6 separate regions of the Homo sapiens genome follow, and all the other regions are linked to region 4. Evidence: read pairs that join two places in POLR2A ChIA-PET (ENCODE). Cell type or tissue: MCF 10A. All regions are shown on one strand.

The links. ChIA-PET counts read pairs that join two places held together with the same protein. Peaks named below come from ENCODE experiments on the same cell type or tissue, not always from the same donor. Only the 100,000 strongest peaks of a DNase experiment are listed, where the experiment ranks them.
Region 1: POLR2A ChIA-PET joins it to region 4 with 16 read pairs; 5 of 35 experiments call an interaction of 5 or more read pairs at or near these places.
Region 2: POLR2A ChIA-PET joins it to region 4 with 34 read pairs; 3 of 35 experiments call an interaction of 5 or more read pairs at or near these places.
Region 3: POLR2A ChIA-PET joins it to region 4 with 27 read pairs; 3 of 35 experiments call an interaction of 5 or more read pairs at or near these places.
Region 5: POLR2A ChIA-PET joins it to region 4 with 28 read pairs; 2 of 35 experiments call an interaction of 5 or more read pairs at or near these places.
Region 6: POLR2A ChIA-PET joins it to region 4 with 26 read pairs; 3 of 35 experiments call an interaction of 5 or more read pairs at or near these places.

Annotation. Positions count from the first base shown.
Region 1 is chr4:74,372,968-74,376,967 of GRCh38, reverse strand. The region is part of intron 1 of EREG (epiregulin); the gene reads right to left. Among named protein-coding and RNA genes, the nearest start is that of EREG, 9.8 kb to the right of the region's middle. RefSeq lists an enhancer at 1,591-2,790. In MCF 10A, no CTCF peak of the experiment used is centred here; DNase peaks (open chromatin) are centred at 977 and 2,247.
Region 2 is chr4:74,454,423-74,458,422 of GRCh38, reverse strand. It overlaps AREG (amphiregulin), which reads right to left. Exons shown (of 6, transcript NM_001657.4): 6 at 3,418-3,664. Among named protein-coding and RNA genes, the nearest start is that of AREG, 11 kb to the right of the region's middle. In MCF 10A, no CTCF peak of the experiment used is centred here; DNase peaks (open chromatin) are centred at 1,262, 1,892 and 2,012.
Region 3 is chr4:74,443,011-74,447,010 of GRCh38, reverse strand. AREG (amphiregulin) reads right to left here and starts at 1,875. Exons shown (of 6, transcript NM_001657.4): 1 at 1,605-1,875; 2 at 229-477. The coding sequence starts at 1,665. RefSeq lists a silencer at 408-608. In MCF 10A, CTCF peaks have their summits at 1,261 and 1,468; DNase peaks (open chromatin) are centred at 1,500 and 1,980.
Region 4 is chr4:74,530,330-74,534,329 of GRCh38, reverse strand. No RefSeq gene overlaps it. Among named protein-coding and RNA genes, the nearest start is that of AREG, 87 kb to the right of the region's middle. RefSeq lists enhancers at 2,104-2,398, 2,144-2,438. In MCF 10A, a CTCF peak has its summit at 2,293 (motif pointing right); a DNase peak (open chromatin) is centred at 2,279.
Region 5 is chr4:74,471,752-74,475,751 of GRCh38, reverse strand. No RefSeq gene overlaps it. Among named protein-coding and RNA genes, the nearest start is that of AREG, 29 kb to the right of the region's middle. In MCF 10A, no CTCF peak of the experiment used is centred here; a DNase peak (open chromatin) is centred at 2,421.
Region 6 is chr4:74,449,061-74,453,060 of GRCh38, reverse strand. AREG (amphiregulin) reads right to left here. Exons shown (of 6, transcript NM_001657.4): 3 at 3,813-4,000; 4 at 2,529-2,681; 5 at 406-517. The coding sequence ends at 424. Among named protein-coding and RNA genes, the nearest start is that of AREG, 5.9 kb to the right of the region's middle. In MCF 10A, no CTCF peak of the experiment used is centred here; a DNase peak (open chromatin) is centred at 1,720.

The DNA of each region.
Region 1 (4,000 bases), 160 kb after region 4:
GTATCTGTTAAGCCGATTGTATATTTTTGGGTTCTGAAAAGTAAATTACACATCGGCATCAGCATCATAATGTATAACTTCATATATCAAATTTCACACTTAATTCTGTGAAGTAGTTATTAGTCTCAAATACCCTCAGTGTATTTAAATTAAATGTCTTGTCTAAGATCACTTGTGACCACAGAAGAGAAGAGTTACAAATTTATCTTTTGAAATCAAGTCTCCTGTTCTTCAACAATTTGAAAATTCTGTTGTCTTTAAAGTTCAGAATTATCCCCTCCCCACTCCATGCTTTTTCTACAATATAAATGCTGCTTCAATTGCTCTTGTGGAACTACAAAAAATATATTTTTGTTGAATGACAAAGAAATAGCTAAAGCCTAGATTTCATTGTCAGTTGAACAGAGTTGAAAACTATTTCACTAAGCTTTTTATGGAGGATAAGCTAGATTCTCATTCAAGTCAATTTTGTTTTATATCCCAATAATAATTTCACCATACTTTCACTACTGAAGAATGAAATCCTTTAACTAATACAGTTTCCTCGGTACAAATTGGAGTTTTAGTTGCACGTGCTTACATCCTTGACATTCCTATTCCTACATATTTCTTCAACTGAGGAAAGCTTTGGAGGAGACATTACCAATTCTCCCTCCAGGAAAATGCTAGCCAGGGGGAAAAAAATGCACATTTGAAGCTAGTTTCTCTATCCTTTGCATAAACTAAAGCCTAACCTTTCCTGCTTGGAATTGCCTCCAATTGCAACCTGCAACTATTATAGAATCCAACTTACTTTGGAGTGTTGCTGTTAGTCTTCTTTTTTAAAGGTTTTTAGTAGTTGTTAGTTTTTCCACCGTTGGAAACTTTGTTCCAGTTGTTCAGGCCACAGGTGAAATGTTTGTCTTTGTTAATTAAAGAATGTTCAGCCCAGGGTGTGCCTCCACAAAGACTGGACTTTCCTTACTCGTGACGCTCCCTTGGACACAGTCCATCGCTCAGGATAGTTTCTGTGAGACTTGCTGCATTAATCCTACAGCAGGATATTTTACAGGTGGAATCGTATATAATTTTAAATGTTCCTTTCAAATTAAAGTGTATAACTGCAATTCCATCATGGATGGATGTGGCCAAGAAAACAGCAAAATTAATTCTAAGTCATGTCCATCTGCACAGCACTATTGCTTTAAAATAGTGGTTCTCAAATGTTCCTGCAATATGCGTCTGCTCCCAAACACTTGCAAACTAGGGTAGAAGAGTGAATGCGATCCAATGAATAAAAAATCTATCTCCAGAGAAATATTACATCCACTATCCTGTTAACCTTAAGAATCGCTGGTCAGGCCGGGCGCGGTGGCTCACGCCTGTAATCCCAGCACTTTGGGAGGCCGAGGCGTGCGGATCACGAGGTCAGGATATCGAGACCATCCTGGCTAACACGGTAAAACCCCGTCTCTATTAAAAATACAAAAAAAAAAAAAAAAATTAGCCAGGCATGGTGGCGGGCGCCTGTAGTCCCAGCTACTCAGGCGGCTGAGGCAGGAGAATGGCTTGAACCCAGGAGGCGGAGCTTGCAGGGAGCGGAGATCGCGCCACTGCACTCCAGCCTGGGCGACAGAGGAAGACTCCCTCTCAAAAAAAAAAAAAAAAAAAAAAAAAAAAAAGAATCGCTAGTCATTACTTTAATGAGTCATACAGGGAGGGAATAAATGCTAAAGCATGCATATATTTCCTTAATGTCAGGCTTTTCATGACCTTAGTGTTGTTTGAACATAATTTCTCTATGATTGGACCTCAAATACTATATTTGGCTTTTTCATTCTTGACAGTAGATTCTTCCTAAGCAAATAATTCACTACGATACTAAATATTTTAGATAGTATCTATGTCAAAAAAACAGATCTGGTGGCATTTCTTGTCTGGTGGCATTGGTAACTAAGATACAGAGGAATTTCTTGCCAGGTGATATAACACAGATGATCTGTAAACTCAAAATTGGCAGTTGGCGCTTCTTTTACAATACAGCTGCAAAAATGGAAATGCATTCAGAGGTCATTGTTTCTATCAAATTTCCAAATGGGTTTTAGGAATGTGAACCTCACCTATATATCTCTCTGCCTTCATTTTTCAGATTATGTTTCAGTGAAATCTCAGATGTGCCAGCAGGAAGTGGTGCCAGTGACTCAGAGGATACAAATCGCCTCTTCCCTGTGAGTCAGGACCGAGCCTACACCCTTACACAATATTGGGGACCGCGCGTGGGAGAGGTTGAGTGCCATCATAGGAATGGCAATAGCAGTAAATGTCGTGGGCCCTGGAGCACTAAGAAGTGGTTGCCCAACAGTCAGACAAAATGCCAGATGTAGAAAATGTACTTCCTATTGCATACGGTTTATTTTGACCTTGCTTCATTTTTATTTATATTTATTTTGTTTTTCGAGGCTCTTACTCATTTGCCCAGACTGGAGTGCAGTGGTGCAATCACTGCTCACTGCAGCCTCGAATCCCTGGGCTCAATGATCCTCCCATGTTGGCCTCCAAAAATGCTAGGATTACAGGCTTGAGCCATTGTGCCTGGATTTACCTTGCTTCCTAAGGATTGCACTGAGGGCTCATCCAGAAGGAGGCCAGTACAGAGGAGGCTAGGATTTGGTGACTGGATGACCAAGCCAAGTCAGCAAAATAATTGCAAATCTTAGGGTAAAATGACTATTCTGGAAAACAATCAAGAAAATAAAAATGATCCAAATTAAAATCAGATAGATTACAGAATAAAAGAAATGCATCTCATTTTCCCAGTTTAACCTTTTAGGCTATTTAGACCAGAAAAGCAAACTTGTGCAGAATCATAGCATTTGTCCAGCCCAAACACATAGCAAAATCCTCTTTGTTCACACTTTTGCTGTGGTCACATGCCAACCTACTCAGACTGTTCATTTTCTACCATCTTCCATGGCAGTCTGTGATTTTAGAATTTGTCTATAACGTAATAGGCTTGTTGGATCTTGTGTGCTTTTAAGGAGTGAATATGCCTTCACTGTTTTTGGATGTCTTTTTGTTTTAAATTTAATTCCACTATTTGATAAGCTCTTGCTTCACCTTGGTCAAAATAACTCTAAAACTCATTATCACATCAGATACTGAAAAGACTGTCAGCACCTTCTAGTAGCAACCTACTTTTCAGAGAGTATATATATGTGTGTGTGTGTGTGTGTGTGTATAGATATATATACGCACACGTATATACTTATATATATACATACATATATACTTATAAATATTACTTATATATAAATATATATGAACACATATATACATATATTACTTATATATAAATATATATATACACTCACATATATACACACATATATATAAATCTATAGAAAACTAACCTTGCCTTCTGCCAGTAATAATTCTATTCCTATATATTTTTAATGTTAGCTTTGTAACTGCACTTCATTAAGACCTAAGGTAAAAACGGTCTATAGCAATTTGAGATAAAACATATGAAACCCAAGGTTAATATAACAGGTTAAAAATAAGTAATTATTTTAATTTTGAGTTTTGAAAAATAGCCATAGAATCTTCCTTGACAAGTAGCAAAAATATTAATATGCCATGTGTTTCTAGTCATAAGCATTAAGTTATACTTTCCAATTTAGGTAGTCATTTCTAAATCATACTTCAAATGCTAATATATTTCGCTTACATATTATCATACAATGCTATACTTAAAGCTAGTCAAATAAAGAATCAGTGAGTCAAAATATAAGGGAATTATCTATTTTGCACTAAATATGAATTTAAAGATGTATATCTTGTTCATAACGGAAGTATTTCCAGAATGCAGGAGAATACATACCAACTCTTATGTAAAGAGTACAACCCAGCACTTTGGGAGGCTGAGGCTGGTGGATCATGAGGTCAAGAGATCGAGACCATCCTGGCCAACATGGTGAAACCAAAATACCAAAAAAAAAAAAAAAAAAAAAAAAATTAGCCA
Region 2 (4,000 bases), 76 kb after region 4:
AGACAAATAAGGAAAATATTTTGCTGTTCTCTGAGATAAATTCACAAAATGAGGATCTCTTGAGGACCTGGCTATGATAATAGCATGCTCCTCTCCCAAAGTGCCACAGTGCTGGAGATACCCAGGGAAGAGAAAACAAAGGTTGTTGATACACACTCATTTAACCTGCCTAGTCATCTAAAATTAACTTTGACTCCAGACTTTTAGCTTCTGAGATCATGAACAGGGGAAAATGAAAAACTGAATGTTATTTATCACATCCTGGAATTAATTGAGTTTGCCTCCAAGAAGGAATGTTGTAGTCTAACCTAACCAGCATTTCATAAATTGCCTTTAACTTAAGCAAAACACACATATGTAGATGATATCTAACCAATTAAAAAACAGCCTTTTCAGAAAGTGGGGTGGCTAATGAGCAGTATCCAGCTTTAATTCCAATATTTATTTGGTTGATATATCATTGTCTCTGTTTTTCATTCTGTGTGTGCACATAAGTAAGAGCTCAGTTGTATTTTAGGAGATGATGAGGAAATTTTGTGGCTATAGCACAGGTACATAAAATACAATACCACCTTATTTGGGTCTTAAAGAGATAAACCAGCTATTTAAATATTTTATAAATGAATGGCAGTCAAAACCATGCTAAACGAACATACATATAGAATTCTCCAAACCCAAAACAAACACCTTGACTATAGGAGGAGTAGAGAGAGGAGTCTAAGTGGACCAACTCTGTAGCCAGAGACCTGACACTGTCATTTATTAGCTATGTGACCGTGGTCAAGTTTCTTAATCTCTCTGAGCCTCACTTTACTTATTTATAAAATGTATCTAGCCTCTAAAAAAGTAGATGAGTTACCACTTGTAAAGCACTTAGAAGAGTCTATGGGATACCAAACTACTCAATAAATTTGAGATTTATTATTATTTTTAAGGTAATAGTGTTTTCCCTTCTACTCCACTGTAATGACTTCATAAACTTTTGTTTTAAGGGCTAGAAAAGTATATGGGATAGCAAGCCTAGAACCTTCACAGTGGTGACCACTGGCAAAAATTGTCAACACACATATTTCTTCTGACTTATTATAGCCTCCTTTGGTAATCTTGAGCGCTTACGTGGCTTTTGTTACCAAATATATTTTGATAACTCTCAATCTACAAGTTTTTTTTTCTCCATGAACTTCTTGTGTATCTAACTGCTTACTGGATGCCTTCCAGCACCTCAAACTCCACCGATCCAAAGCAGAATTCATTATCACACTTGTAGGCCTTCTCTTTTTCTTCCCTATGTTCAGTCTCACATGTGAGGTAAGGATCAGGGTTGATTCAGTTGACTAACTGGCCAGGCTGATAGTTATTTCCTCGTAAATCTGTTACAAATTTAAAACGATGACTTTACAAAATAGAGAAGAGCCATTCTTCAGTCAATAAGTGAAAAGCTATGTTTCCCTTCTAAAATATAGAACAAGCCAGTTCAAGGATTCCTTACTTTAAATCATTTCACCAGCCACCTAGCCATTGAAGCCAGGAATCTGAGAGTGATCCCAGATTTATTCTCTTCTTCCATTATCTCATTACTTTCAGCTTTGTTTCTATAATAAATAATCTTTTTTTGTTGTTGTTTTTGTTTGTTTTGCTTTTTTCAGATATGAGGTCTTGCAATGTTTCCAAGGCTGGAGTGCAGTAGCTATTCACAGGTGTGATCATAACACACTACAGCCTTGAACTCCTGGGCTCAAGCTTTCCACCCGACTCAGCCTGGCAAGTAGCTAAGACTACAGGTGCACTTCATTGCCCCCTGCTACGTTTTTGTGTTTTTATAAAACTTCAAATCAAAAGTTTCCCTTCTTAGCTTCAGATGTTCTTTACATCCCACCTGGAATAGCTCAATTGCTTCTAAGCCTATCTTCTGACCTTTGGCTTGGCTAAAATCCCTCCCCAGCACTGTGGTCTGATGACCTATCTGGAATGCAAATCTGATCAAGTTTGTACCCTGATTTCCCATTGCTTTCCATGGCCTACAGTGTGACCCTGCCCTCACCACCCAGCTTCCTTAGATCCTCTTTTGACTTCATAGGTTGATACTGAATGATTTTCTGTATTTTCTCTTTCAGGTCATATTGTTTGGTGATTTTGTAATTTTGCTTATGCCTATAACAATCTCGTTTCCATAACTCCTATTCATCCTTCAAAAAAGTTTCAGGTAGCATCTCTCCAGGAAGCCCTCCCTGACTCATTCAGGCTGAGCTAGGTGATAGCTTCCTGGGAGCTATCCTAGGGATTCCTGCTGCACACCTCAGCCAGTTATTTACTGCACTGCATTGAGAAAACATACCACCTCCTGCTAACTAGGTGGTAAATGTCTTGAAGGCAGAGCTTTTCTGTCTTACACTATACTTGAATCACCTGCAATAAATATTTAGTGAACTAGGATGAGGCTCAACACTAGTTGCATATAGGAAATATCTAGGGATCTTTTAAAAATGTTAATACCAACAACTCACTCTAGTCCATTGAAATGGGAGGCTCTGGGAGGGGAGTCTAGGAGCTTAGACATTTAAAACTTTTCAAGTAGTGATAAGGTATAGCTGAGGCTGGGAGCTCATTGGTTAGATGATCACTGGGCAAGGATCTGGTGGATAATATGCCAGAGACATATGAAGGTGTTGATGCTTAATGCACCTTTCATTCATGAATTTCTCTTCCGTGAGATGATTGCTGGTAATATTCCCCATACACATATCATAAAGGTTGTTTTGTTTTGTAAGTAGGCAACTTAGTTCATCAGCCAGACATCAAACTGCGAGGCATCCCGTAACCTTAGCGTTCTTGAAAGAGCATCCACCACCAATACACACACATTTGTTTAAAATACAATACTGTAAGAAAATAGTAACAAGAGGAGGGAAAGAAGGAGTGGGTTTTAGATACCTCATACATTCATGTCTTGATATTAGGGAAAGAAGTCTCAAATGTAAATACTTCCTAGTTCTCTTAAAATGTCACTCTTGTAATATTCAAACTTATTTTTCTCTCATTGTCTATGATGGTCATAGTGATGGGCAGTGAGTTTGCTTTCTTTTATAATAATCTAGGTGCACTGTAACAGAGAGGTAGCACCTTATCTTGATTCTAGATGCTTTTATAATTAACAGCACTTGGTATAAGTTCTACATTGGATAAGTAAGACCAATTTGGGATTATTATTATAAACACTCATGTTTGTGGGAGAACTATGTGACTCTAGATTATAATTCTCCCATGAAGAATGTCATCTAATAAAAAATGAGTTTTAAAAATCAACATAAAGACAGTAAAAAGAGAGAGAAAAGCCTTTTTAAATGATCAACCAACTGTTAGGAGAAAAGTACACTGGAGTCTTGCAATATCAGAACTAATATTCAAACTCTCAATCTGTTTGGTTAAAAAAGTTTAATGAGCTGTAAAATAAATACACTTCCATTAAATATTAAATAAATTATTTACAACTTGAAAAAATACTTTTTACCTTCGTGCACCTTTATATACAGAAATAGCATAAAAAGTGACAATTGAAAGTTTAAAACCATCATAACAAAAAGGGTCCATTGTCTTATGATCCACTGGAAAGAGGACCGACTCATCATTTATGGCTATGACTTGGCAGTGACTCCAATGTGATATCCTGTGAGAAAATAAAATAAAATAAAATAATAAAATAAAACAAAATGTTACAGATAAGCTCAATTCCAGCAGAGCTTTAAGAAACTTTAAAGCATAATCAGGAATCAGAATTTCTGTCAGTTGTTTTCTAGTACATCGTTTGAGAAATGCTAAGATTTTTCAGAGACCAACTCTTACTTCGGCTTGAGTTCCTCTTTCACACTTGCTTTGATTATACACCTAGTTCAGTAGAAGTCCACATATGCTCAAATCTGTTGCATCAAATTCTGCTTAATAAAAATGCAACAGCAGTCATGAGAAATAGTTTTCCTAACCAAATCTATGCAGTGGACATAAT
Region 3 (4,000 bases), 87 kb after region 4:
ATTGTGAAGATTAGGTTTAAAAATGAGACATACACCATTTATGATCACTCTGGCCATATAGGATGTGCCCACATTATGGTTCTTTTTGTCACAGTTTACCTAGGGGCTATCCAACAGATATACAATAAAGCCACTAGAAAATCTGGGGAGCAGCTTTACTTCTGAAGCAGCTTTGCTCATATAAACCCACATCTCACAGGCCATATTTTTGCTTTATCCCCTACTCACCTCTGACTGAATCATCGACAATATAGCCAGGTATTTGTGGTTCGTTATCATACTCTTCTGAGTAGTCATAGTCGGCTCCCGAGGACGGTTCACTACTAGAAGGCATTTCACTCACAGGGGAAATCTCACTCCCTGAAGACATCTCACTTCTTGAGGTAACCTCAAATCCATCAGCACTGTGGTCCCCAGAAAATGGTTCACGCTTCCCAGAGTAGGTGTCATTGAGGTCCAATCCAGCAGCATAATGGCCTGCAGGGGAGGGAATAAAGGAAGAAAAGAAAAGGTAAAGTAGGGTGCCTTTCGAGTCAGCTGTGTTAGGTAGAAAAGTTTATCTTTTGACATCAAAGCAGTTATTGCACATGTGCTATTGTTTGTGATTGAGTCATTTCTATGAAAGAAACTTTACATTTTTGCCAGCAAGCAAATTCAGCTGTCCCAATTACAGAAGTGCTTTTCTGAAGTTTTTCTTTTCCACAGATAATCCACATTAATTTCCACATCAAAAAAATCCCGCCAAATTGGCAAATTAATCTAATACAATTACTTGATGGGTAATGTCTAAAAATTCCCATCACTTCACATTCCAAATGCATTTCTTTTTTTGCTAGAATGCCATCCTGGCCTATTTCGGTAGGTTTTAGATACAAATATCAGATTTTCTTCAGATGTGTTCATATTTTTAAAAGATATTTTTAAAAGATGTGTTCATATTTTTAAAAGATGTGTTCATATTTTTAAAAGATATTTTTAAAAGATAATCTTTTAAAATAATATAAACAGTGGTTAATTATATCGATTATTATTGTCATTTTTCATTATCATTATTATTATTACTACATAGACAATAAACTGAGTACTAAGTAAGATTTGGGGCCCAGAGTTAAGCCACTGCTTTATCTTGCTTTTTCTTAGGTCTCAATAAAACAGCATCAGAGTGGTGCTTTTAACCTCTCGCCGGGATACTCTAAGTCCCTCTAGGAAGGTAAAGAAGAAATCACTAGACAGAGATGGAGAATTAGGCAGGAGGCAGCAAACACTGCTGGGTCCAATATCTGCGGAAATCACTTCACCTCTCTAGATCTTGGTCTTTTTAATCTTTTAATCTGTGAAACGAAGGGTTAGGTTCAAATGATCTCTCCCGTCTTCTCAGCTGAACTAAAGAAAAAGTACAGCGATTCTCTGGGACACCTTGTCCTGGACGTTTGAGACATCTGCCCTTCTCTTTTCCTCCTAGGGAGGGAGCTACAGTGATCACCTCCTGCGGCGCAGGGTCGGGGGAACTAAAGGGCGATTTTTAGAGAAGCAAGAGCCAAACTCAAGAGGCAAAACCTGCCATGGGAGGAGAGCCCAGCAGTTCAGCGCCGGTGAATCCTCACCTGAGCCGAGTATCAAGAGCGACAGCACCACCGGCGCCGGCGGTAGCAGCGGGGCTCTCATTGGTCCTTCGCAGCGGCGGCGTCTCGGTCTCTGGGGCAACTCGGTCTCTGGGACACGAGCTGCCGCCAAAACGAGCGGGTGTTGGAAGAGCGAGTGGAGACCGGGAGTGTGCGCCGCTCTCGAAGGCTTGGGGAGCTCGGGGCGGCGGGCGCGGCGCCTCGGGCTGTCCCGGGACCTCTGGGGCGCTGGCACCCAGGTGTGCGAACGTCTGTAGGGCGGCGCGCACCTGCCGCTTTATAGGCTCAGCCGGGAGGGGGCCGCAGCCCATGACGTCAAGGCCCGGCCGTGGGTGGAGGCAGGCGGCGCCCCAGAAGGTGCTACCCGAAAACCACGCGCGGAGGACACACGCCCCGCCTCCCTCGTGCGTAAGGATTCGCTGAGAGGAAGTGGAACTTAAACCTCTAGCTGCAAGCCGTTTTTGAGGGCGAGCAGGACTGGAGTTCCGGAGCTAGTACCTGACAGAAGTCCAGATGTTTCAAACTCTGACAACCTCTTTGTATACTTAACATCTACAACAGACAGGGATTAAATAGAAGAGTTCCGTATTTAGATGTAAAAGTACTTTAAGACCAAGAGTGACTTTGCCTGATGTTTCCAACAAGGATAAAGGACGAGAGAACTCAATGAGGAATTGCTTCATGTAGGATGGGCTTCTATCTCAATCAAGAGCCCCTTCCCACCCATTTCTGTGAAGTGGCCAGAATTTCAAATCCCCTCACTCCCTATTTCTTTATGTGGCCCAGGGGCCTCATCAACATTAATATTTATTGATGATTTATTATTGCCAAATTATGCACTTAAAATTTTACCTACACCATCTCACAGCCGATAATGTTCAAAGCCAGGTGGATATGAATTCTTCATCTGACTCTGAAATCTGCTGTTTTCCTCTCTGATGAATTTAGGTTTAAACTGATCCTTGAAAAGAGGGTTTCTGGGAAGAACAATATTTAGCCTAAAGGATAATTTCTACTGGTGGCATACTGGCATTTAGGTGAAGAGTAGTGCTCTAGACTGTGCCTCTCAAATCCCAAGATAAAAAGGTCAGCGTTGAGGGCCCACTTACAACCTAGTAGGATATTTAATCATGACAAGTAGATAAAATGAAGCGGAGACAGGAAGCTACTTAATTTGACTAACTTGGATGTACTGTCAACTAAAGAACTGGATTTTTCTTGACTTGAGGAAGAGAAAAAGCATTGTTCATTTTCCTTCACCTGGAGATATGATTCTTTCCTGATTGTTTCAGTAACACAGCCCTTTTAAGAATGTAGGTCAGGCCAGGCGCAGTGGCTCATGCCTGTAATCCCAGCACTTTGGGAAGCCGAGGCGGGTGGATCACCTGAGGTCAGGAGTTCGAGAGCAGCCTGGCCAAGATGGCAAAACCCCATCTTTACTAAAAATACAAAGGAAATTAGCTGGGCGTGATGGCGCGCGCCTGTAGTCCCAGCTACTCGGGTGGGCTGAGGCAGGAGACTCCCTTGAACCCGGGAGGCAGACGTTGCAGTGAGCCAAGGTCATGCCACTGTACTCCATCATGGGTGATAGAGCAAGACTCCGACTCAAAATAATAATAATAATAATAATAATAATAATAATAATAATAATAACGTGAGTCACAGTGCATCTGTCCTAATTCTGGAAATTTTTTTTTAAAAATCACTTATTTTTAATGGTATATCACAGTGCGTAGTCCAAATAATATCATGCATTTAGTAGAATGAAATAATCATGAATCATGCCTTCTATTCCACATTTGTTGAGAGTGTATTTTGTGTGAGCCACCTGCTTTATATTTTATGAAGGGGAGCAGTATAGGTTCACCAGGAGCTCAGTGGTGTGGGCCAGATACATAGATAAGTAATTCTAATAGATCACATGATGAGAAGGGTTCAGAGTGCCATGGAAAAAAAGGACATGGTTTAATTTTGCCTCTGTTTAATGGAAAGCTCTGTGGAAAGATGAAGAGGCCCCTCAAAGGCCTTCCCAGCAAATCTTTTACATGGAATAAAGACCTGATGTGAGGGTATGACCAAGTATGGGAAATAAGGCTAGAAAAGTGTCATGCCCATTCCAAAGTGAAGTAGGGGCCTGCACTGTTATCTGTTCTGGTGGATGAGGCAATTGTGATTCAGAGAGATTGAGAGACTTGCCCAAAGATTTCAAAAGATTCTTTTGGAGACTTTGTTTGGAGCTCACGCAGTTGGTCTACACTGTTGCACCTTTATGCTCCCATAGGCTTCATTTCTGTTCTAGGCCTGTTCTTCTCTTTTCTTCTTTTTTTTTTTGATTGACAAGTAACTTCATATTTGTAGTATATGACATGATGTTTTGA
Region 4 (4,000 bases):
GAAACTGAGCAAAGGTGTTTGATGACTTGTTCCTGTAAACATTCCCTTTCCCCTTTCTGTAACTTGGTTAATAAAATAGGATAGGAATCAGTGACTTAATATGGTGTCTTACAAACTCCAGATGCTCAGTAAATATTTGTTGAATGAACTAATGCTTAACGATCTACCTCTCAGTGTTATTTGAAGGAGTACTTGGTAAAAATTATTCTAGTTGGGAATGCAAAAGCACTACTTAAATTATTATTAATACTTAGAAAAATAATGCTATTTTAGAATCTATTTTAATCAATTATATTTTATAACATTTGTTTCAGATGAAACAGCTACCCTATATATAGATTACCAGTGTGTAATGTGGGTACAGTGTAAACCGGTAGAAAATACATCGATTTGGGAGCCAGGACCTCTGCATGAGAATCCCCAATATCCACTAGCTCTAGGAAAAGCTACCGTGTGTGCCTTAGTTTTTTAATCTGTAGAACATATTAAATATGAATTTACCAGATAACATAGAATATACCAGATAATTGCTAAGATCTCTTCCAGCTTTAACATTTTAATGTCTCAATACAAGAGTACTATTTAATGAAAAACATTTAAATTTTATAAAATGGACTTAGCTTGTAATGGGCTATCGCCGTGTTTTAAAAATGACATTATCATATTTTGGGATTGGTAAATTGTGTGTATATCTATAAGATAAGAATGACAAGATTACAAACATATCAAGATATTCTAATATAGGTTAGAAGTACTAGCTCTGCTCCTCACCTCACATACCTTTGAGCTATTTGGGGAGCAATCTATGACCAGTTCTACATAGTTAAGGCTAACTGAGGAGTATAATTATTAAGTGAATTGGACTAGTTCTGGACAATTAAAGCAGAAACTTTCAGTTATTTAAGGACATACCCATCTTTCCATTTTGTTTTAACTTTGTTCCATGAGTAACAAATACAGCCTGGCCAATCATGTGCTAGAGCTGTGCACTCAAACAATTTTATTTACAATAAATTTTAGGGAATTAATGAGGCATCATATGTGGCCACACACTATTCACAAAACTGTAATCAAAATGGCCCTTTAAACAATATGTTCATAATGGTGATTGACTGAGCCTTCTAAAGACAGGAAACCTGCAATAGGAGAATGAGCCTTCTAAAGTTAGAATCCCCAAGAAATTAAGATGAAAAGACAATGTGTTATTTATTGAGTACCTGCATTCTGTGTGACTCTGAGCTAGGCTGTTAAATATATTTACTCATTTGAAACATGATAAGATATTAGCAAATTTTGATTTAATCATTCCCATTTTAGAGATAAATAGTCTCTGATAAGTAAATTGCTTAAAGTTGTAGAGCTAATTGGATTTGAATTCAAGTCCCTGAAACTTCAAAGCCCTATGCTTTAACCACCACCTCCCATAACTATGCTTATGCACTATGTTCGATATTATATTTTAGGAGATAAAAATGTAAATTTTAAATATTAGTTTGAGGCATCTTATGTAAATCAAGAACTCATTTGATAATCCATTAGCTCATGTTTCATGCTGTATCTACACAGATTGACTCATTTTTCTAGAAAGCATCCCCTGCTACCTTCTTCTACTTTGATCTTGCTAACTTTCGGTCCTCCTTCTGGTCCTCACTTAAATGGCATCTCTTCAGGAGGCAAACTTTGATATTGATTTAAATTAACTTCTTACTCTTAAGTCATCTTATGCTTTTTCAAATTAGCCTTTCTCCCGTATGTCCAATGCTCACAGTAAACTGTCACATCCCTGAGGGCAGATATCATATCTGTCTTGTTCACCTCTGCATCTCCACCATTTAGAACACAGCTTGGCGTGTAGTAAATACTCAAAAATATCTGTTGCATGAATAGCACATGTATCTGATGTAATGAGCTGTAAGACTCCAAAAACATATGTCCCTTGGGAAAATTATATTGTACATTTCTGTTTTATAGCATCATACACACAATGAAAACAAGAAAGGTGTTGTAGTAATGTTAATATATTAACAGATTCAACAATGGAGTCCCTGGTGTGGGCTCAAATTGCTGGAAAGTGAATTATTTGTTAGCAAATTCATGAAGCACTGCTCCATTTCACTTTATCTTGTTTTGTCTTATAAATTCCAAAGAACTAACAACAGTAGAGTGGGTCGTTGCATCAACATTGCTTCCATTTAGTAGACTGATGCAAGTAACCAGTAACAAGGTCTTTCTTTTTCTCTTTGTGATACTTCTCATGGTCAAAAGATGGCAGTGTGTTCGAGAGTGACAGCCTTCTTTCTAAGTCCGAAATGAACAGCAGGGTGAGTGGTTAGCTGTGGTCCTGATGAATTGAGTTGGCTTTGCAAAAATCTCAGGTTTCAGAACGATGTCCAAAGCAGAAATCCACGCCTTCCCAGGAGAAACATTCACATTTTTTGGATCTGCTGCTTACCTTTGTTCAGGAGAGAAGAGCTCCAGAAAGTGTATATTCTCTTATAAACAGATAAAAAAGTAAATTTGAGCCACAAATGAAAAAAAAATTATTAAATGCCAGAAATAAAAGTATTGCTAGCTTCAAATACCAAATGTCAAATGCTGTGATCAATCCACTCGTTGACCCCATTTGGAGAACTTCTATTTTCACTGATAAGCCAAGGTATCTCTCCTAAAATGTCTGTATTTTATTTTATGGGAAGTTAAGATGGAAATATTTGTCTTCTTCATGAACTATTTTTAATTGTATTTACAGCACAGATATTCATAAATAAGGTGGCACTGTGACATTGCTGTAAACTAGGTGAGATTGTCTTCAGTACCTTCCTCTACCCTGTGAGAGCTCTCCTCCTTCTCTTGTAGCTGCTATTCTTAGAGACCCAGACATTCAGGACCAGGGCCTGAGCTCTCCTCCAGTGCGGGCGTCTTATTCTGGATGATGCCTCAGGCTCTAACTCAGTCATTTCATCTGTCCTCCTTAAAGACTTTCTAGTGCTGTTCTCCAAGGATGGCCTCTCTGTTGGAAAGGGTCAAATCGATATCTGTCTAATGGCCGATGAGGTGCACTGTATTGCCAGGTACCCAATCACTTATTTGTGTTTTTTTCAGCAGTCATGAATGGCACTCACCCAAGGTTACCACCAGGAAAGTGAGAGCCAGACAAGGTACAGCTAACAATAATAATGCTTCAGACAGGTAAACTCTGAGGCAGAGCAAAACAGATTGCTGTGCAGTGTGCAGAATTTTCGTACTTTAAGAGGAACATATTCATTTTCTATCCTTAACTCATGGCATAATGCCTGGGCCATGGCAAACATTCAATAGATGTCTAGGCCTAAGCTTTTAACAATGAGACATTGACACAAACTGTTGGGGCTGATATTTTTGCACCTCTCTCTTGTCCCTTCATATTATCACATGTTAAGAGTAAAAATCTATGCCTACTATGAACTGCCTGTGCCTATGACATTAGGACTTAAACAGAAATTGTGATGGATTGTGATTCTACTTTTTTGTTTTGTTTTGTTTTGAGACAGAGTCTCACTCTGTCACCCAGGCTGGAGTGCAATAACGCAATCTCGGCTCACTGCAACCTCCGCCTCCTTGATTCAAGTGATTCTCCTGCCTCAGTCTCCCAAGTAGCTGGGACTACAGGCCCCCACCACCACACATGGCTAATTTTTTGTATTTTTAGAAGACACAGGGTTTCACCATGTTAAACAAGGTGGTCTCGATCTCCTGACACTGTGATCCACCTGCCTCAGCCTCCCAAAGTGCTGGGATTACAGGTGTGAGCCACTGGTGATTTTACTTTAATTCCTCCTTACTGTGGCTTCTGCAGTGGAGAAGACAGAAGGGCTTGTTAGACAATAAGATAATAAAATGAAGATGGAAATAAGTTCCTGAAGCTTACTTCAGAAAAGTCACAGGGGTGTGGGAGGTGCCACGGGGCCATGTAGCACTTGTTCCTAGCAGGGAATAGGCCTAATTTGTTTGGCTTGACTAA
Region 5 (4,000 bases), 59 kb after region 4:
ATGGCTCTTGTTTAGTTTTGTTTAGAAAATAAATAAAGCAATTTTAATTCTTCCTTTTCTCTTCTTTGCTGGCATGTTTATGTTCAAAAGATTGTCATATTGACCCCAATTTTATTGCAGCAAACCCATTACCATTTCATCAACAGAGCTCATTAAGCCATCACTACAAATTCTCAAATTAAATGATGACTGGACCACAGCCAAACCTGCTGGAGTTGTACAGCTCCCAGTCCAGAGTGACATTTGCTGTACAAGCATATATAAATGCACCCAAATAGAGAAATCATAGCTCACAGAGCCTCTGACCTCTTTTTCTTTTTTCCTCTCTAATATTCTTTTTGCAGTCTCATGAACTTTATCAGGTTTAAAGACGGCATGCCTCTGACCTACCAGTGCCAGGCCCTGCTTATTGTACTCATGCACAGGAGCACAGCCTCCTTGATGCCTTGTATACAATGACTGCAAGATTGTGAACTTGGTGCACTCTCCCAAAGCCACACCTTCTCCTGGCAAAGCCAAGAACCCAGGGCCATAAGCAAAGACTTGAGCTGAGGCAGGTTAGATGAGGGCATGTTGCCCTGTTTTAACAACCTGTCAACAACTTAAGGGGAATTACAGAACATTTTAGTTGGCAAGGTAAAGAGATCAACCTAAGCTGCCAAGTTGCCCAGATTTAAAGGAGCCTTAATTACATATATAAAACCATAAAGATCACAGGATTTTTCTCTCTCCCCATCTTCTCACCCACACTTTCTATACCCACCCTCCTGCTTTAGGAATGCATTTCCTCCTGTGGCAGCTCATCGATTTCATGTTATTGATATAATTAATGGTTAACTATGATACTAATAGGCTTGGATGTATGCACAAGGCTCCAGTTGGAGTGTGACTGCAGAAAAACTTTTTTGGTTCCTTTCATGATTCATTGCCTGACAGTGTGGGAACACTACATCTGGGCTGGTCAGTACCTCAATGACAGCATTTCCTGGAGGGAAGGGGAGGGATAAAGGTGCCAAGAATATTTCTGGGTCTCTTATTAAAATAGAAATCGTGGTAAGACACCTTAGAAGATTGCTGGATAGATGGGCTGAGGTTAATTCCTCACATCGATCCAGTACTACTGTTATAGACTAGACTTGTCTTGGAAAACCGTCTTTTAAAAGAGGAACTTGTAGGCATGCTTGAGTACTGAGTAAGGAGCAGTGTTTTGATTCTGGGAGCCAGATCATCCTAAACACATGGAGGTAGCTGAGGATGGGAACTTGGCCTTGACTCACAAACTTAATGTGCTTAAAAACTCCCTACTATGTAGAAGTTGCTGAGCAGTGGTAGTGAGGGGAATAGACAGGGGATCTCATCTATAGGAAAAGAAAGGGTGCATCTCAGAAGTAATATTGGAAGCTACTCCCAGGATTATGTGTCCACTTCATGTTTCCAGGGAATAATGAGTATGCAGGAATGGGTGGTCATTTAGGAAATAAAAGAGAATAATGACATTGGATATTTAAAGAGCAAAATTATATGACCAGTGATTTGTTCCAGTAATATTAATCAGGCAATTCTATGAAACATTAATGGGAGAGGAAAGTAATGAACTGTTGAAATGCAGGAAATTCATGAAAGAAAGGCTTTGCAACTGTTTAAACAAGTGCTAATTAGAGCTAAGTAATAGCAGAGAATGAAAAATAGAAAACCAACCAATGTAAGAAGTTTTATTCAGGTAGATTCAGTACTATTAGATATTCAGTAAAGAAAGGAGAAGAGAGAGGGAGATGTTTTAAGCAATAAATGTAAATTAGAAGCACAGCAGGTTGAGGAATAAAGGTAATGAGTTCTGTTAGGGAAATGTTGGTTGAGATGCCATCCTAACACTAAGATGTATGGACAGATTGTCACAGAAGAAAATTAGAGTGATGTGGTGACCTCCAAGAGGAGAAAACAGCCCAAGCCTGAGGTAAGCGGGGTAACCTGGAAAGGAGAGGCCATCTCTGAAGAAAAAATATGTGGAGAAATGAAGAGGTCCTGGAGAAAAAGCTCAAGCACTCTCAAAGATAGCATCTTTTCTGAAAAAAAATTTAAACAAACAGACAAAATGTTCTGTAATTCCCCTTAAGTTGTTGACAGGTTGTTAAAACAGGGCAACATGCCCTCATCTAACCTGCCTCAGCTCAAGTCTTTGCTTATGGCCCTGGGTTCTTGGCTTGCTGAGAGCAATAAATGTCCCAAAGTTTCTCAGTCCTACCCATCATTTCCTAACAGAGACATGGACAGGGATATAGAGACTAGACCTGAATCTAGAGGCCAAGTTTCTCCCAGACCCTGCTTCCTGCAGTCAATATTCATCTCGTCCAACCCCCTTGGAGCAACTTCATTTCAGCTGATTCTCTTTTCCCTGACTGAATTCCAGCATGGCTTAGTCAGCACGGCTCTGATTATGAAAGATCTGACATGCCTATGAATAGAACAACTTGATCTGAGAGTAAAGAAATGTACCCGTGCTCAGAAAGGAAGTTATCCGCACTTCACAAAGGACCTAGTCCCTTGAAAGGAAGTGCTCAACCTAAGTCTAGCAAGTAGAGTGCCCTAAGAAGATATATTCAAAATATTAGCTAAATGGGGTCCTATGCTGGAAGAAGAGTCAAAAGTAGTGCCTGGAAAAGAATGCTTAATTCCTTGAATTCCTTAAAGTAAGGAATATGACATTTTGTGACATGATATTATGTTGCATATGACAAATTTGTGTGCTGGGATTCTATCAATGGTGATAACTCGTAGGATGACATACCTGCAGACAGGAATATTCTGGGCAACAGAAAGTGGGGATAAGACCTCTAAGCTATCCCAACAGCAAGGCCTTTTGAAGAAAAATAAACCAGCCATCCATCAATTGCTCAGAAGATGCTAAACCAATATTGCCAGAAGCAAACAATGATGAAGATATAGTGGGGGAGCCGAGGAGGGCCATTTCAACACATGAACCCAAAGGCCAATGCCAGTGGATAAATACAAGGGCTACACCTCTAAAAAACTACCTAGAACATAGTCACAGAAACAATACTCTGTGTCAGCTGAATCGCCAGTGAGTTTTTTGCTAAAAAGGCTATTTTGCACTCTATATGGTCTTGGAGTATATTCTTTTGAGCCAAACTTCCCTCCACTATGGTGCTAGGCTGGGCATTTTGATTCCTTTCTCATGGATGGCAGTATGTAGTTGCTAAAGACACATGTTCTGGGATTAGATTGCAAGGTACAGTGCTCAGCTTTACCATTATTGTTAGCTATGGTATCTTGCTTAAATTGCTTAAGTCCTCTACAGCCTAATCTTCCTCCTCATCTGTAGACAGGGAATAATTACACCTACTCATAGTATAATAATGACTAAATAAGATAATACATATAGAGAAGTGCCTGGAATATGGTTTATCCTCCACGAATGTAACTTACTTTATTATTCTAAGCTGTGAACAAACAAGAAAGTTTTCATATCTGATTTAAATTGGCTCCTTAGCAGTCAACTCAATTCAGTTTCATCATTACTTATTGATTATTGCTTATTTATATCAATTCACTAAAGACATACTCAGTGTCACCTCATGGTGTGCTGTTTGTTAATTCTGTTTTCCAGAATTTTTCAAGTTTCAATCAATGTATTGTTCTGCCTAACCTAACATAGCAAGATATAGTAGGAGGGTATATGTTTTGTATGAGATAACACCTTTATTTGAATACTTTCAAACAATATTTTAGAAGTTTAACTTTTTTAAAATTTATGGTCTTTTCAATTCAACCCATAGCAGTTTCTTCCTGTGAGTCTCCACAGCCCATTTCTCAGACAGCTGTGTTAGCAGTGGTTCTCAAACAAAATGTGAACAGTATTCTCCTGGAGATTGTGTTCAAATGCAGATTCATTACATCTGCATTGGGGTCTCAGATCCTGTGCTCCTAACAAACTCTCAAGTGTCCCCACCACACAGTGAGCAACAAGCATTAGTTTATAGTT
Region 6 (4,000 bases), 81 kb after region 4:
CCACCCCGAACACATCTTTTCCTCTTCCCTAAATAAATTCTACTGGATTCTTTCTGTTTTTCACTGGAAACTTCTCATACTCCATTGGTTCCTTTCTCATGACATTTATTTTACATCCCTAGTATTCTGGTTTCTTACATTTTTTTCCTATCTACTAAACAATAACTTCTTTGAGAACTGGACCAGTGTCTCTTATATTTATATCCCTAATAATACTTATTAAACACGTAGTCTATTCTCAACATTGAATTCCATCTTATACTCAAAGAATAATACTTTAACATAGCCATTGTTCATAGTGTATATATAATTAAGAACACATTCCATATTTTTCTTGAGATTATATAGTGTTAAATTTTTCAAAATTATAGGATATGATCTAAAGATATATTTTAAAACTCAAACCTGTAATTTTATCTTCAGTTATGCTATAGCATGTACATTTCCATTCTCTTGTCGAAGTTTCTTTCGTTCCTCAGCTTCTCCTTCATATTTCCTGACGTATTGTCTTCTAAGCCTTCAGAGAACAAGGCATTCTAATGTTATCAAGGTTCTATTCATCTATATGTTTGATTGGGGTTTTTATGAGTAGAGGGGGTTCCACTTCATGAGTAGTGATAGACCAGCAATCACTATACTTGACACTAAACCTAAACCTGGCTATAAAATATTACCAATTTCTAAGGGGGTATTTATGTTGACTGTATATAAATCCATTTCCAGAGGGCTTATATTTAAATGTGTCTTGATATACCAATTCTGAGAAGGTATGAAACACATCCATATGTCTTGTTTTTGCAGAACTTAGTACAGCTGCCATGCACAATTGGAGAAGATGATGGTATAGTTTTGCCATAGGAGAACTCTATACTTGCACAAATTAAATGATTAAATATTTTTGAAACAGGCTTACAAAACAAGTTGAGCTTTATTTATTTCTAGGTATAAAATATATCCTTCTAGTTTAATTTACTGCTGCTTTCCACTTTAAAAACTCAATTATTTAAAAACTTCTTGTTGTTGTATAAAAACCCCCTGTTGTTAGGAGGTCTTTAACCCACCACAAAACATTATCATTAAAATCATAAAAAGTTTTCTTTTATTGTAATAGTTGAGGGAAAAACTCACCTCAATTATGAAAACAAACCCAGCAACTTTTGCTTAGGTTTAGTGTTTGTTTTATGTTTCAAACACAAGGAGAATATGGGAGACACGGGGAAAAAAGCCACTGCTTAATTTTAAGAGTGCTAACATTAACAAAATCTATCCATTCTTTCCCAAAAAATGATTAAATATTTCAAGTCAAATAATTACAAGTTTAATTATTACAAAACATCTTCCTTAACTAGCGATTGTTTTGTTCTATCCTTTAAAATAATAATGGTTTGTCTGAGAGTATGTCTCCTAAACACCTTTGCATATCTGCCTTGAGGTACTAGAAAACCAGGACAAATTCTAGTGTGTGCAAAATAAATTTAAGCTACATATCAAACTTGATATGCATGATGAAACAATTTTTATGTGTCATGTTATGATGATCTCATCTAAATTTAAAATAATTGTCAACAATGGCAGAAGATAACCCCTTGTTTCCTGAATGGTAGTCGTGGTAGATCATGTACACAAGTGGATAGCTGTTAAAGTTATTTACCAAGACCTAAAATTAGAAGAATGAGTCCCTTGCTTTTCCCAAGCTCTAGTAGCACATGAGTCATCACAGAGCCATTCATGTCCTCCCCCAACTTCCCTTATTCAGTGACTTCTGTTTGACAGACAATGCCATTTTGATGCACCCATCAGTGCCTACTACCTGGGACAGTCTAGTCCTAACATTTACTGGCCATGAAGTGAAGTGTGTGATCTGTTATTATGAGCACAGGGAAGATACGCTGGAGTGAAACAGTAATAGAATTGTCCTTGCTTGCTATGCCATGTCTTATGATGGAAATTTATTTTTAATAATTGAGTTCTCATATTCGATAGTAACAAAATAAGCATAAGCTCTAAGTAAATTAGTACCATGTTATAATATTCCTAACTCAGAATTTTGCATTCTAATATGAGCAGAAAACATATCTATTCTTTACTGCTGATGATTTGTAGTTCTTTGTCGTTTTTAGTATCAAAGCAGTATGTCTGATACTACGAACCTCCTATAAACAGGTCTTAATTAGCTCCTGAGGCTTGATGAAGCATAGGATTTCACAGTAGATATAAATATTTTCTGAGATTCTAAAGTAACCATGAGTAGAAAAATAACATGAAATAAAACCTTCAATTACTTAAGTTCAAAAAATTTCTAGATCTTCTATAAAAGGGCTTTACATGTTAAATTTCAATGGTGGCCACAAGTCATAAACATTGACCACTTTCTGTGATATTTGTCAATAAAATATAAAAATATAAACCAAAGATCAAGTGACAATATAATAATTCATCTAAAATACCAGAGTAGAGTATGAGAGAAATACTGAAAAAATTAACCTCCCATTATTTTATTAAGAATTTGTAAGTTATGTCATACTTACTGGACTGTAATAACAGCAACAGCTGTGAGGATCACAGCAGACATAAAGGCAGCTATGGCTGCTAATGCAATTTTTGATAAACTACTGTCAATCATGCTGTGAGTTTTCATGGACTTTTCCCCACACCGTTCACCGAAATATTCTTGCTGACATCTGCAAGCAATTCACATTTAAAAATTATAATCACAAAAACGTGCGGTGTGTTTTAAGCTTATTCTCCAGATCATAAAGAACCATTTAATTCCAACATTAAAAAAGTTATGCCATATACTCGTATTTTAAATAATGAGACACAGAATGCATTCTAACTAAGGATCTATTAGTATAAGAACAAGTTGAGATTAGTTTGGGTGTGATAGTTCAAGAAGACACGCCTTGTCATTCTTTGTGTTTCTTTTATGACCAACTGATGAGTTCAGTGATTTGTTATGCAGTTGATACATTCCAATATTATTTAATGTGCTAGCTGCTTGTGGGAGGTAAGCGGGGAGGAGGTTAAAACAATGTGAAAGATTATGCAAAAATTACCTTTAGGTCCTTTTTTAAAGGAGTTTTTAAAAAATGCATACACACACACATACATATATATATAGAAAGAAAGAGAGAGAGAGAGAGAGAGAGAGAGAGCAAGCAGGAGCATGCACAAAAAATAATGGTTTATACCAGGGGTCAGGAAACTACAGCCCATGGATCAAATCCAGCCATTTGCTGCTTTTTTGTTTTGTTAAACAACCTGCAAGCTAAGAATAGTTTTTACATTTTTGTTTTGTTTTGTTTTGAGACAGGGCCTCGCTCTGTCTCCCAGGCTGGAGTGTAGTGGTGCGATCACGGCTCACTGCAGTCTCAACCTCCTGAGCTCAAGCAATTAATTCTGCTACCTCAGCCTCCCAGACTGCTGGGACTACAGGCTGTCACCATTGTACTCAGCTAAACTTTTTTGTATTTTTTGTAGAGATGGGGTTTCACCCCATGTTGCCCAGGCTGGTCTCAAACTCTTGGGCTCAAGGGATCTGCCCACCTCGGCCCCCCAAAGTGCTGGGAATACAGGTGTGAACCACTGCACCCACCAATTTTACATTTTTAAATGGTTACACTTTAATTCGTTGTTTAAGTACATGTAACAATCTTGGCCCACTAAGCCTATAATATTTACTATCTGGTGCTTTAACAAAAAGTTTACTGACCCTTGGTTTATACATTGGAAAAATAAATGGTTTCCTGCAGTTAGGGGTTTCAGACATGGTGCTAGAAATACAAAATTCTATATGCTTTAGGAAAACTTACTTGCATGTTACTGCTTCCAGGTGCTCTATATATTTGCATTCTCCGTGAATGCAGAAATTTTGAAATTCTGCATTACATGGATTTTTCTTCTTTCTGTTTCTTCTATTTTTTCCATTTTTGCCTCCCTTTTTCTTTCTTTTGGGTTTATCTGAAGTATTTTCACTTTCCGTCTTGTTTTGGGGGGGCTT